Linked DNA regions of Homo sapiens: region 2 is linked to region 1. Evidence: chromatin contacts called from ENCODE Hi-C data. All regions are on one chromosome and are shown on one strand. Each heading gives the region's core, a stretch centred on a gene start or an enhancer-like site at or near the end of the contact. The rest is flanking DNA. Distances are from core to core; before and after follow the strand shown.

Region 1 (5,682 bases), core at 2,349-4,848:
CCCCCCACTGCCCCCAAAATAGACTTGTTCAATGTCACATTCCCATGATAAATGTGCTTAGCACATAGCAGCTATTCAATAAATACTTGTAAAGAAAAAACTGAATGAATATTTGCGAAAGAGTAAATGAATACACGGACATCTTTGGGAAATCAAGGAATAAACATACCTTTGATTACAAAGAATCCAAAGCTTTTCCTCAAGATATTCACAGATCTTTTAAAATTTGATTTAACTTAGACAGTAAATTGAAAGATATGGAATACAAATGGCCAAGGAGAATATGAAAAAGTTGTTTAATCTCTAGCAATGAGGAAACCACAAATTAAAACAGTAACAAAATTTTTTTATTTAATTAGGGAAAAAATTCAATAAGGGAGGAGATGCTATTGATAGATATGTAATTTGATAAAGACCATGCAGGACAATTTGATGTTTCGCTCAAAAGTAAATGTGAATACCATTTAGTTCCTCTTCTGGCTATCTATTCTATAAAAACACCCACTTTGTACCCAGAGATGTGTATAAAGGATGTTCATTACAGCATTCTACTTAATAGTGAAAAACTAGGAACAATTTAAATGGCCAATAGGGGAGTGCCTTCATCAGAATATACTAGATTATGCTATAGTTAAAAAATAAAAAATCAGTGGCTTAACAAAGACTTTCTACAAAGTCTTCTCTGAATCTAGGCAACTCCTGGGGCAACCTCTATTCATGTCAAGATTCAGCAATCCAGGTTCTCTTGATCCTGTGGCTTTATCATCTCAATAGGAGGCCTTCTTTACTGTGGCAGGGAACAGAGGGCTAGAAGGTCTTATACCTGCAATGAAATACTGGAACGCAAAAGTGATACAAGTCACTTCTTCTCTCAACCCACCGGCTAGAGCTAGTCATGTGGCTCCAAATAGCTTCAATAAAACAAACAGTAGAATTCTCTCATGTGTCCAAGGGAAAGAAGAACTAGATATAGGTGAGCACCAGAAGTCTCACACCCAGGAAAAGGCTAAATCATATATCCATGCTATGGAATACTATACAGCTATTTAAAAGCATTAGGCAGATCTATATTTAGTGATTTTTTAAAAAAGATCTAAGACTTCAATAAGCAAATATCTTAAGCAACTTGATCTCCCTTATATTAAAAATATGTTTATATATATTTGTATGTGTGCAAATGAATAGCAAAAGGTTTATGTAGAATGATACAGTCCAACAGTGGTTATCTGGGAGCAAGGAGTTGATTGGAGGAAGACTCAGATGAAGGGGACTTTCAAGTTTCCCTGTGTATTCTTCTGCATTGTTTACCTCTTTTAAAATGAAATTGTATTCACATAATTTAAATTGCTTTTACATTTGTAAAAAGTAAGTAAACACATCTGGAAACCTATCTCCTCTAGCAGCTCTTTAATAGGCTTTGAGATTTTTTTTTCCAAAAATGCAAATATATAAATTTTAGCAAAATAGTTGCCTGTATTTTGTTGTCATAGCCAGAGGCACTTAGTCACAGAAAGGACTTAGAATATATCATTATCTTCAGTCTATACCCTGGAAACAGAATCTGACTCTGAATTGTTGGCACATGTCTGCTGGGCAGTTAGGAGCAATACCCATGAGTGGTGACAGAAGCCAGCCTGGACACCGAGAGAGACTGAACCGTCACATAGTCACAATGGAGGCCTCGGTGGATCGGATTGACCACTCTGACCTTCAGAATTGCTCTGCCTTGAGGCAACTGCCCCATCCCCATCCAGCAGCTCTTACTTAGCTGGGGCTGCCCCAGGGTGTGGGTGTGACAGTGACCAAGGACCTCCCAGAGAGGACTAAGCTGGATGCACTTCAGCCACCAACACAGACAGCAACTGGGGCAATGAGAGTCCCAGCTTGAAGCGGGGATCTGGACTGTTCTTCACCAAGGATCCCACTACCATCACATCCCCAACTTCACCCAGAGAGTGATAGTTTAACTAATGGCATAGCAAGAGCCCAACCTGGGGAGTAGAAAACTGGGCCTTACCTAGCACATAGCATACATTCAGCAAGTATTTGTTTGATGAACAAATGAATGGCGCTATCCTTGGACCAGGCTCACAGAAGCCTGAGGAGCCTGTGAGAGTGGATCAGGGAATAGGATCCCTAAAGCAGAGTCTCCATGCATTGCAGAAACAAATCCAGGTGAGTCTGGACCTCAGACTCTCTAGGCCTCACCCTTTTGATTTCTCACATTATTCTCACAGGCATGGAAGGAGGGAAGACCTGGAGGTTGCAAGAGGCTGATAAGCCAGCCTGTGATCATCCAGGCTTCCAGCTCCTCCTCTTCCCCTTCCTTCCATCTGCCCCATCTGGTCATTTCTCTGCTCCTCAGCACTTTCTTCTAAGGGCATCCATGGGAAGAAGGAGATAAAGCTCTAGACAGATGCTGTGCCACTGGAGGGTAGCCCTGGAGAAAATATTACAGCTATTAAAGGAGAGTTGGCTCCTATTGACTCCTAAGACACCAGCTAATTATTGGTTAAAATGGGTTGAAGTCCTTGGAATGTTCTAGGCCAGGGCTTCTGAAACTTAAATGTGAATACAAACCATCTGTGTGTCTTTTAAAAATGCATATTCTGATTTAGAAGGTCTGCAGCAAAGCAAAGTTTAGTTTTTTTGTTTGTTTGTTTTTATTTTGAGATATTTTCTCACTCTGTCACCCAGGCTGGAGTGCAGTGACGGGATCTCAGCTCACTGCAACCTCCACCCCCCAGGTTCAAGTGATTCTTGTGCCTCAGCCTCCTCAGTAGCTGGGATTAAAGGCACTGGCCAACACCCCTGGCTAATTTTTGTATTTTTAATAGAGACAGGGTTTCACCATGTTGGCCAGACTGGTCTCGAACTCCTGGCCTCAAGTGATCCTCCTGCCTCCCATAGTGCTGAGATTACAGGCATAAGCCACCACGCCTGGCCAAGATTCTACATTTCTAACAAGCTCCCAGATAATGGATGATTCCTATGCTGCAGGTCCAGGGACTACACTTTGATTAGCTGAGGCCTTAGAGAAGGAGAATACAGATATGTGTCACTGACTTAAGAGTCAAAATTATATATCATCATCACCACCTGACCACTAACACCTTGTTGTGCTAAATGCTTTGAACACTTTTTCTCACTTGATTTTTAAAGAGCCCTCAAAATAGCTATTATAGCCATGCCCCATTTACAGAAGGAAGAAGTGAGACCAGGGATCCTTAGTGACCAGCTAGCATGTGGTAAAGCCAGCACTGCAACACAAGTCCATCAGAGTCCTGGTCCTGGGTTCTTCACCACTTCACAGGAGAGAGAGCATAGCTTTGAAGCAGTCTCTTCTGTGATTATGTCTTCTTGGAGGGACCTCGGCTGGGCCCCAGCTTGCTAAGAAGAGAAAGCCACTGGAGTCTTTGTGTCGTCTCTAGACAGGGAGATGATGACGGTTCGCGGAATAGCTAATAGTGGATCAGCCGCTTGTGCTTAGCTGCTTCCCTGGTGCTTCGGGCAGCATCTTCCAGCTAAAGGAAGGGCTCCACGCTGAGCCATCCAGAGGATTCCTGGCTGCAAGTCCCTGGCCGGCAGGGCGGCCACTGAGCGGTCATCAAGGGCGCAGCGCTGAGCCCTGGCATGGAAACGCCGCCTCCGCCACGCCCACGTCCCCAGGCTCAGCTGCATGCTCATTGCACAGGGTCGCTGCACTGAGCTCAGCTGAGAGATTGCTTAGCTCAGCTTTGAAATCCAACCTAAATTCACCCCCTGGGCCTGCAGACACTCTGGCCAGATGCTCTTCCCCAACCAGAGCTGGGTAATAGAAGGTGACAGGCTGAACGCGGGGACTTGGGGGCGTGGCTGAGCGGCTGACAGCTAAGAGCTCTTCTCCCCAAACGCTGGACGCTGAAGGCTGAAGGCTGGAGCTGCGTTCCTGCGCTTTTTGAGGTGCACAGCTGCAGGATGGGGGTTCAGATATGCACCCAGGGGGATCAGGAATTTCATCTCTTTTTCTGGCCTAAATGTTCCAGTGTCTTCACATGCGGGGAGTTTATTTGCCGTAGGTAGCTCCTACTCCCTTGAGGAGGGAAAGGATCCCACCCGCATCTTCAGAGTCCACTGCCACAAACCCTGACAGAGTTATGGCTAATTTCTTAAGGTGGAAACAAATTGAGGTAATACTGGTGACTAAATGAATAAATAAAAATACACATTTCCGGCCGGGCGCGGTGGCTCACGCCTGTAATCCCAGCACTTTGGGAGGCCGAGGCGGGCGGATCACGAGGTCAGGAGATCGAGACCATCCCGGCTAAAACGGTGAAACCCCGTCTCTACTAAAAATACAAAAAATTAGCCGGGCGTAGTGGCGGGCGCCTGTAGTCCCAGCTACTTGGGAGGCTGAGGCAGGAGAATGGCGTGAACCCGGGAGGCGGAGCTTGCAGTGAGCCGAGATCCCGCCACTGCACTCCAGCCTGGGCGACAGAGCGAGACTCCGTCTCAAAAAAAAAAAAAAAAAAATACACATTTCCTAGACAAAATGTTTTCCATTTAGCCCCTACCCCATCCCCAATCCATATAGCACCTTGTGAAAATTAGCAAAAGTGTCCGTTTTGGGACCAGGCAGCAAATGGGGAAAGGACAGCCAAGTGGGAGGACACAAATAGTCATAGGGCTCCTGGCTTGGTGAGTAGAGCGTGGCCTAGCTTTCAGCACTAGTTTGCCCCCTCAGATGGTGCCCTTGTGCAGTGAGCAACAGCTACAACCATACCAGGTGACTGATCTTCCTTTCCTCCTTCCTTCCTTTTCGTCAATTGCTTATTGAATACTTCCTCTGTGTTTCCTGTTCCCTGACCCTCCCCTTCACACCTCCCCACTGTGTAGGTAAGGAAAACCTAAAGATAAATAGGACATAAAGAGGCTTATGGTACAATGGGGGAGGTGGACATGTAAACAGATAAACCATTAGGATTTCTGATATCTAAGACTGCACAATTTATACATGTCTAAAATTAGGGAACCTGGCTGATTCATACGATTCATACCAGGAATAAGAGCCTGGGAACTTACTTCCTTAAAGACCAGTGCCCAGTGGGGGATGCTTAGAAGTGTCACTGTACAACATTTGCTGTCCAGAATCCTGACTTTTCAGAAAGAGACATGGACAATATTAACAGGGAAGAGGCCTTTGCTCTTCAAGCACCTTGATGGGTTTGCAACGGCACCTTTGAGAGGAGGCTGTATTTGTCTGCTTTATTTAAAGGGGGAAGTTTGAAGTAGAGGTGGTGGGGGCACTGGAGTAGGAAAGGAGTAAGAATGGCAGGATCCTGCATGGACAAAAGGCTGGAGAAAAATCTCCATGGAGGATGAATTTGTAAGTTATATCTGCTATGAGCAGTGCTGTTAAAATATTTACTCCGTAACACTCCCCACCCCCCAGATCCACTCATTATCTCGAACTGCCTGGGGTAAAAGGAGGAGATCAAGGAAGAATCTGGATCCTTTAAAAATGTCATGGGTCAAAACCGTAGGAGCTAGAGGCAAAGAAAACCATGAGAATATAAATCCATGACTATTCACACAACTACTGGGGAAGTCTTTGGATATTTTTCAGGCCACGGAATTAAGGATTCAGGGGAATTTCAGGCAGCTCCCAAGGAGTAGGGAGGCCCCAGATGCTATCTACATTGG
Region 2 (5,682 bases), core at 2,076-4,575, 67 kb after region 1:
GAAAGTACCGCCACATGGTTACAAGGTCAAGCTCCCAAGGACGTAAAACAAAATGGAGATAAACAGCAATTTTTACCGTTCATTCAACCATTTGCACAGAGAGAGAGAGAAGCCTGAAATCTAACTGGTAAGAAATTCTTAACTTTTTGCCGGGATGCCAGGCTTCTGGGTACGCTTTCCATGAGCGCCCCTAGTGACTCAGCTTGCCACACCATCGCACTGGGGCAAAGCCACATCATAAAGGAAAATTATCTTTTTTTTGTCCTGGCCAGAGTAAAATATGTGTGACAAAAACATAGACATTAGCCACTGTGGTTGGCACCCAATGTCAAACCAGCAAGGCTCAAATTTGCCCCTGGTTGGGCCCCATCATTGTTAATCCAACCTCCGACCAGGAGTTTCAACCTGTGGTCTCTGGGCAAGGTGGTCTCCCTGAGTAATAGAAAACATAAGAAAGGGAAAGGAGAGAGAGAAAAGCATTGCCTGTGGCAAGGTGGGGAAGGTGAAATGATCAGGGAGGCCACAGAAAGACCCACCTATTGCAGCGACACTGAAAAGTTCAGGCCGCTGCTTCTTGGTACCAAATGGATCTTTTCCAACGGTCCCATCATCTCTAAAGTTTCCCCTTTTAGGGAAGAAAAAGCTTCCCATGTCCCACGATCCTGTACATGCCTAATCCTGTCACCCACAGCCATCAGCAAAGAGTGCAAGGCAGATTATGCCAAAGAGAACAGCAATTGACATGCTGGAGTGCCAAACCCTTTCTCAGCTAAAAGGGACTTTACCAAGAGCCCTCATTTTTTAAATGTACTTCAATGCATTGTTGTTCTTTGGGAATGTTCCACTGTAAGGTATCTTTAGTAAGATTTTGCTGTTTCTGTAAGACTTCACTGCCTCCCAGGCCTAAAGTATAAGCCAGAAGGAACTCGGTTTTCCAGAAATTAAGGATCCCATTTTTACCTCAAATATTGGCTTTATGCTCAGGTTCTCTTGATTAACTTAGCCAATGATTTTTTTCCCCTACCTAAGCGTGCAAGAAAAATGAAACAAAGGGATATAATGCAAAAATCCCTGTGAATGTTCAAAATCCACCTGTTCCTTTCTCACCCAGTCAGACGTAAGAGGCCTCTAACTTGATCCAAGCCAGTTAATTTCTGGATCAAATCCATTCCTGGACCCAGTCCAGTTTCTGTTGCGACTCCAAACCCAGTTTGGATCAGAAATTTGTTCAAAGAAACTCGGAGAGCTCAAAACACAAATCCACGGAGCTCCAAAATCTGAGACAAGTGGGTCCTGCAGGTAGCTTGCGTGTTCACTCAGCCCTCCTAGTGGTCGCTAGAAGCTCCACTTCGGATACCGCTTCTGACACCATCTGATAAAAGAAAAACTTAAGCCGAATTAAATTTAAAAGAGTTTAATGGAGCAATGAATGATTCGTGAATCGGGCAGCCCCCAGAATCACAGCAGATTTACAGAGACTCCAGGGGTGCCTTGTGGTCAGAACAAATTAATAGATAAAAAGGGGAAAGTGACGTACAGAAATCAGAAGTGAGGTATAGAAACAGTGAGATTGGTTAGAGCTGGGCATTTGCCTTATTTAAACGCAGTTTGAACATTCAGCAGTCTATGAGTGGTTGAAGTATGGCTACTGGGATTGGCCAACACTCAGCCATTGTTAGAGGTGCATACTATTAAGTAACATTTTCAATTTTGTCTGTAGTCATCCGCAAGGACTCAAATATAGAAGTATAGAGTACTTCTCAGGCCATATTTAGTTTGCTTTAACAAGGGTAATGAACTAAATGTACAAACATCAACATGTGTAGACCCTTCAAACAGGGTAAGAAACAGAAGATTTGTAGCACCATTCTATGTATGTAAATTGAAATCAAATATATACATAGCACTACAGAAAAGGTACATGCATTTTAAGAACATATCATGAATACGTTAAATTGAGTCCTGTGGAGGTGGGGAATGGGAGTGGAGATTGGAGATGAAGGGGAAATATACAAAATAAAATCAAACATGACAGGGACCGTGTATGGGTCAATGATTATGGTGTTTTATGAAGTAAGAATGATTAATTCAATTCTCTAGATTGTGAGTAAAGTAAAACATATATAATTTTCAAAAAAATTAATAGCAGGGGATGGGCGCGGTGGCTCACGCCAGTAATCCCAGCACTTTGGGAGGCCGAGGTGGGCGGATCACGAGGTCAGGAGATCAAGACCATCCTGGCTAACATGGTGAAACCCCATCTCTACTAAGAACACAAAAAATTAGCCGGGTGTGGTGGCGGGCGCCTGTAGTCCCAGCTACTTGGGAGGCTGAGACAGGAGAATGGAATGAATCTGGGAGGCAGAAGTTGCAGTGAGCCAAGATCGTGCCACTGCACTCCAGCCTGGGCAACAGAGCAAGACTCCACCTCAAAAAAAAAAAAACTTAATAGCAAATTAGTTATGTGAAATGGTTTCTAATGCCTTTACAGGTTTTCTGCTTGCTGCTGAAGTTAGAGTTTAGTTTTAGTTTTAGTTGTGCTCAGCTGGTTCACCCCAGCTGCTTTGTAACAGATTTGTCAATCCAACTCAACTGAATTTCAATTTTGTGAGTGATCACATTTCAGACACTAATCCCTTCTCAAGTGCTTGAAATACAGGCAAAATATTTATTTGAACTAGCTGATTAACAAATCTGTGAATTAAGTGATACACAAAAGGCAATGAACTGGAATGAAAAGTATTGGAAGAGAGAAACCTGCTCTACCATTTCTAAATCTTTGTCTTCCAAAATGCATGCATTTGAAATAACAATGAAACTTTCACTCCCCAAAGTCATTGACCCAAAATATAGAAAAATCTGGAATATATTGAAATTTGGTCGCAGAAAAACAGCTAGAATAAACTAGAACTAAGTTCAAATGAAAACTAAACCAAAGTAAATCTTCAAATTTATCAATTAATATTGCATGAAAATCTTTAATATCTGCTAAAAATAATTCCATCCGAAACAAATTAATATAAACATTATGAACAGTTAAAAAGAAATAGGTAAATTGACAAACAAGGAGAACTTACTTGAAAATCCGGCTGATCATTTGGAGAATTCATCCTTAGTAAATTGACCTGGAGTGTAAAGGACTAATCATTTCCTCTTCCCTCCTCAAGCTTGCCTTTGACATTCATCAGAACTGTGGGCACTTGGATCAAAACGCTGGAGGGTGAGATTGGAGGAGGGGCAGTGAGATTGACCTCAAATATGTTCATCTTCAAAGACAGCCCCATCTACCATGTGGCAGAATTTCAATACATGCATCCCCATCTCCCTGAACCTGATTACAGGAAACCAAGCAGAAAAAATTAACCTTGGGCTGAATCCAGTCCACTTGCAGCTGCAGCCCAAGTGGCCTTTTTAAAGCACACATTTGATCATGCCACTCCCCAGCTTAAACCATTTCAAGGACTCAGGATCAAGTACCAACAGCAGCTCGAGGCTTACAAGACCCTTCAAAATAAACCTGCTTCTTTGACCTCAGCTGAAGCCTCCTCCTCCTCCCCAGCCTCCAAAGCCTCCTGGGCTTTTCTTTTCCATGCTGTTTCCTCTGTCTAAAATACTCGCTTCCTGTATCTCCTATCCCCAAATATCTGTTAGCTAACCCTTTTTCAAAAATGACTCCCATTAGATACAACTTCCTCTAGGAAGCCTAAAATTAAGAAAACTGCTACCAGTACTGCAGTATTAGGAGACAGTTACCTGTGGTTCTCTCACATTTGTGCACATCTCACAGAGGTACTCTCTTCTCTTTGTTCCAGATTAGCTTTGCAAGAATGTTTGGATAGCAAACAGCCTTAGAAGACAGAGATAGGGTCTCTCTCTGGAGCAAAGGGCAAGTTGGCTTTCAGTCTTACAAGATAGAAACAATGTCTCCCTCTCTCCAGATCAAAGGGCAGGTATGCTTACTGCCCATTATAAAAGATAGGTTCCCTTGGATGGAGCTGGAGGCCATTATCCTTAGCAAACTAATGCAGGAACAGAAAACCAAAAGCTGCATGTTCTCACCTGTAAGTGGGAGCTAAGTGATGAGAACTCATGGACACAAAGAGAAGAACAACAGACACTGGGGCCTACTTGACAGTTGAGGGTAGGAGGAGGGAGAGGATCAGAAAAAAAATAACTATTGAGTGCTAGGCTTAGTACCCAGGTGACAAAATAATCTGTACAACGAACTCCTGTGACGCCAGTTTACCTATATAACCAACCTGCACGTGTATGCCTAAACCTAAAATAAAAGTTTAAAAATAATAAATAAATAAACGATGGGTTCCCTAAGCTCAGGGTTTTTCTCCTGTAAGGCAGTTCTCTATGTGTAAGTACAAAGATCTGGAGCTTTTCATATTGCCTGGATGGAATTTGGAGGCAAGGAGACCTGACACAGATAGGCTGTTCATGCCACTTGCTGTGTAATGAGCAATAAAGTGCTTTGTCTCTGACCCAGGAATCTCATGACTTCTGCCAGCATCCATGCAACTACAATAGACTAACATCAGTTTGAAAGTAGAAGACAAACTCAGACCCTTCTCAGTTCTTGACACTAATATAGTAATATTAATTTTCTGATTTTGATGGTTGTGCTGTGGTTTACTGGGATTAGGTCCTTGTTTGTGGGAAATAAACACTAAAGTGTTTAGGATTGGTGGGGTATCATGTGGACAAATTTCTCTTAAGGACCAAAAAAGGCATTGTATTGTACTTGCAACTTTTCTGTATATTTGAGATTGTTTTACTTTTTTTAAAAGATTGATCAGTGGGCTCAGGTGATATTAGCCTGATCCATCCACTACACAGTTTCCTGTTAACTTTTTATTTTGTGGTTTTGGCAATTGTTGACAATGATTGCCCAAATCTGTTTTTCATTAGAGATTCCAAAATGTTGATTTTCTAATTCAATTACTTATTTCAATTTTATTAACTGTAATACTTCTATAAAAAAGAATTTCTTCTTGTCAACTATCTGGTTACCCTGAAATAAAATTTATACAGGAAAAGCAGGAAAAAAAGAAATTGATTCTGTCCCTTTATTTTCAAAGTAATGATTTGTTGCCCTAGGGAGTTACCAAAGACATTTGTTTTTGATTGCTTCGGATGAGCTTATAATTTTTATATAGTTAAAGTTTTCAATCCATGGCAGTCATTATTCCTTTTGATGCTCAAATGTCTCATTTCAGGCCAATGTAAGCCCCTTCAAGATGAATCCAGTGCTCTTTTGTCATGACTTTATCAATCTTTGATTGCTTCCTTGCTTTGGGCACAATTAGATAGCTTAGTTTCATCTTGTACATTTCTGCCCCCAGATCTGAAATCAGTCATTTCTTTAGTGATCTTTGACTCTTTTTAAAGGGAGGTTGGTATTTACAGGCTGCAATCTAAGAGCTAGAGTTGTTCCTTGCTACAGAGTCATCATTAATTTCAGGCTTTTCAGTGGGCAAAGGTAGGACATTTGCATCAAATCCTGAGTTCATGCTGGCATTTACAAGATTTACATAATTTCTTTAATTTTATCCTTTTTCCTATATATGGAAACCTTGGTTCCTAACCACCTTAATTATATATTTATCTTATACTTTACTGTACTTATACTATAGGTATACTATAATGGTCTTACAATACAATACAGCAATAAAA

The links. Hi-C counts contacts between places; a loop is a spot of excess contacts on that map.
Region 2: a loop to region 1 is called in a map of transverse colon, with 3 times the contacts of the local background. The contact joins the promoter of LINC02260 here to the enhancer-like site in region 1. A Hi-C loop is called at or near these places in 2 of 168 maps with a recorded cell type or tissue (G401 and transverse colon).

Annotation. Positions count from the first base shown.
Region 1 is chr4:54,536,078-54,541,759 of GRCh38, forward strand. No RefSeq gene overlaps it. Among named protein-coding and RNA genes, the nearest start is that of LINC02260, 68 kb to the right of the region's middle. RefSeq lists an enhancer at 3,263-3,764. Within about 2 kb of position 3,599, at least 3 of the 41 ENCODE cell types and tissues checked have a DNase peak (open chromatin) inside an H3K27ac peak, as active enhancers do.
Region 2 is chr4:54,603,806-54,609,487 of GRCh38, forward strand. It overlaps LINC02260 (long intergenic non-protein coding RNA 2260), which reads right to left and starts at 3,326. Exons shown (of 2, transcript NR_134657.1): 1 at 3,078-3,326; 2 at 1-1,372.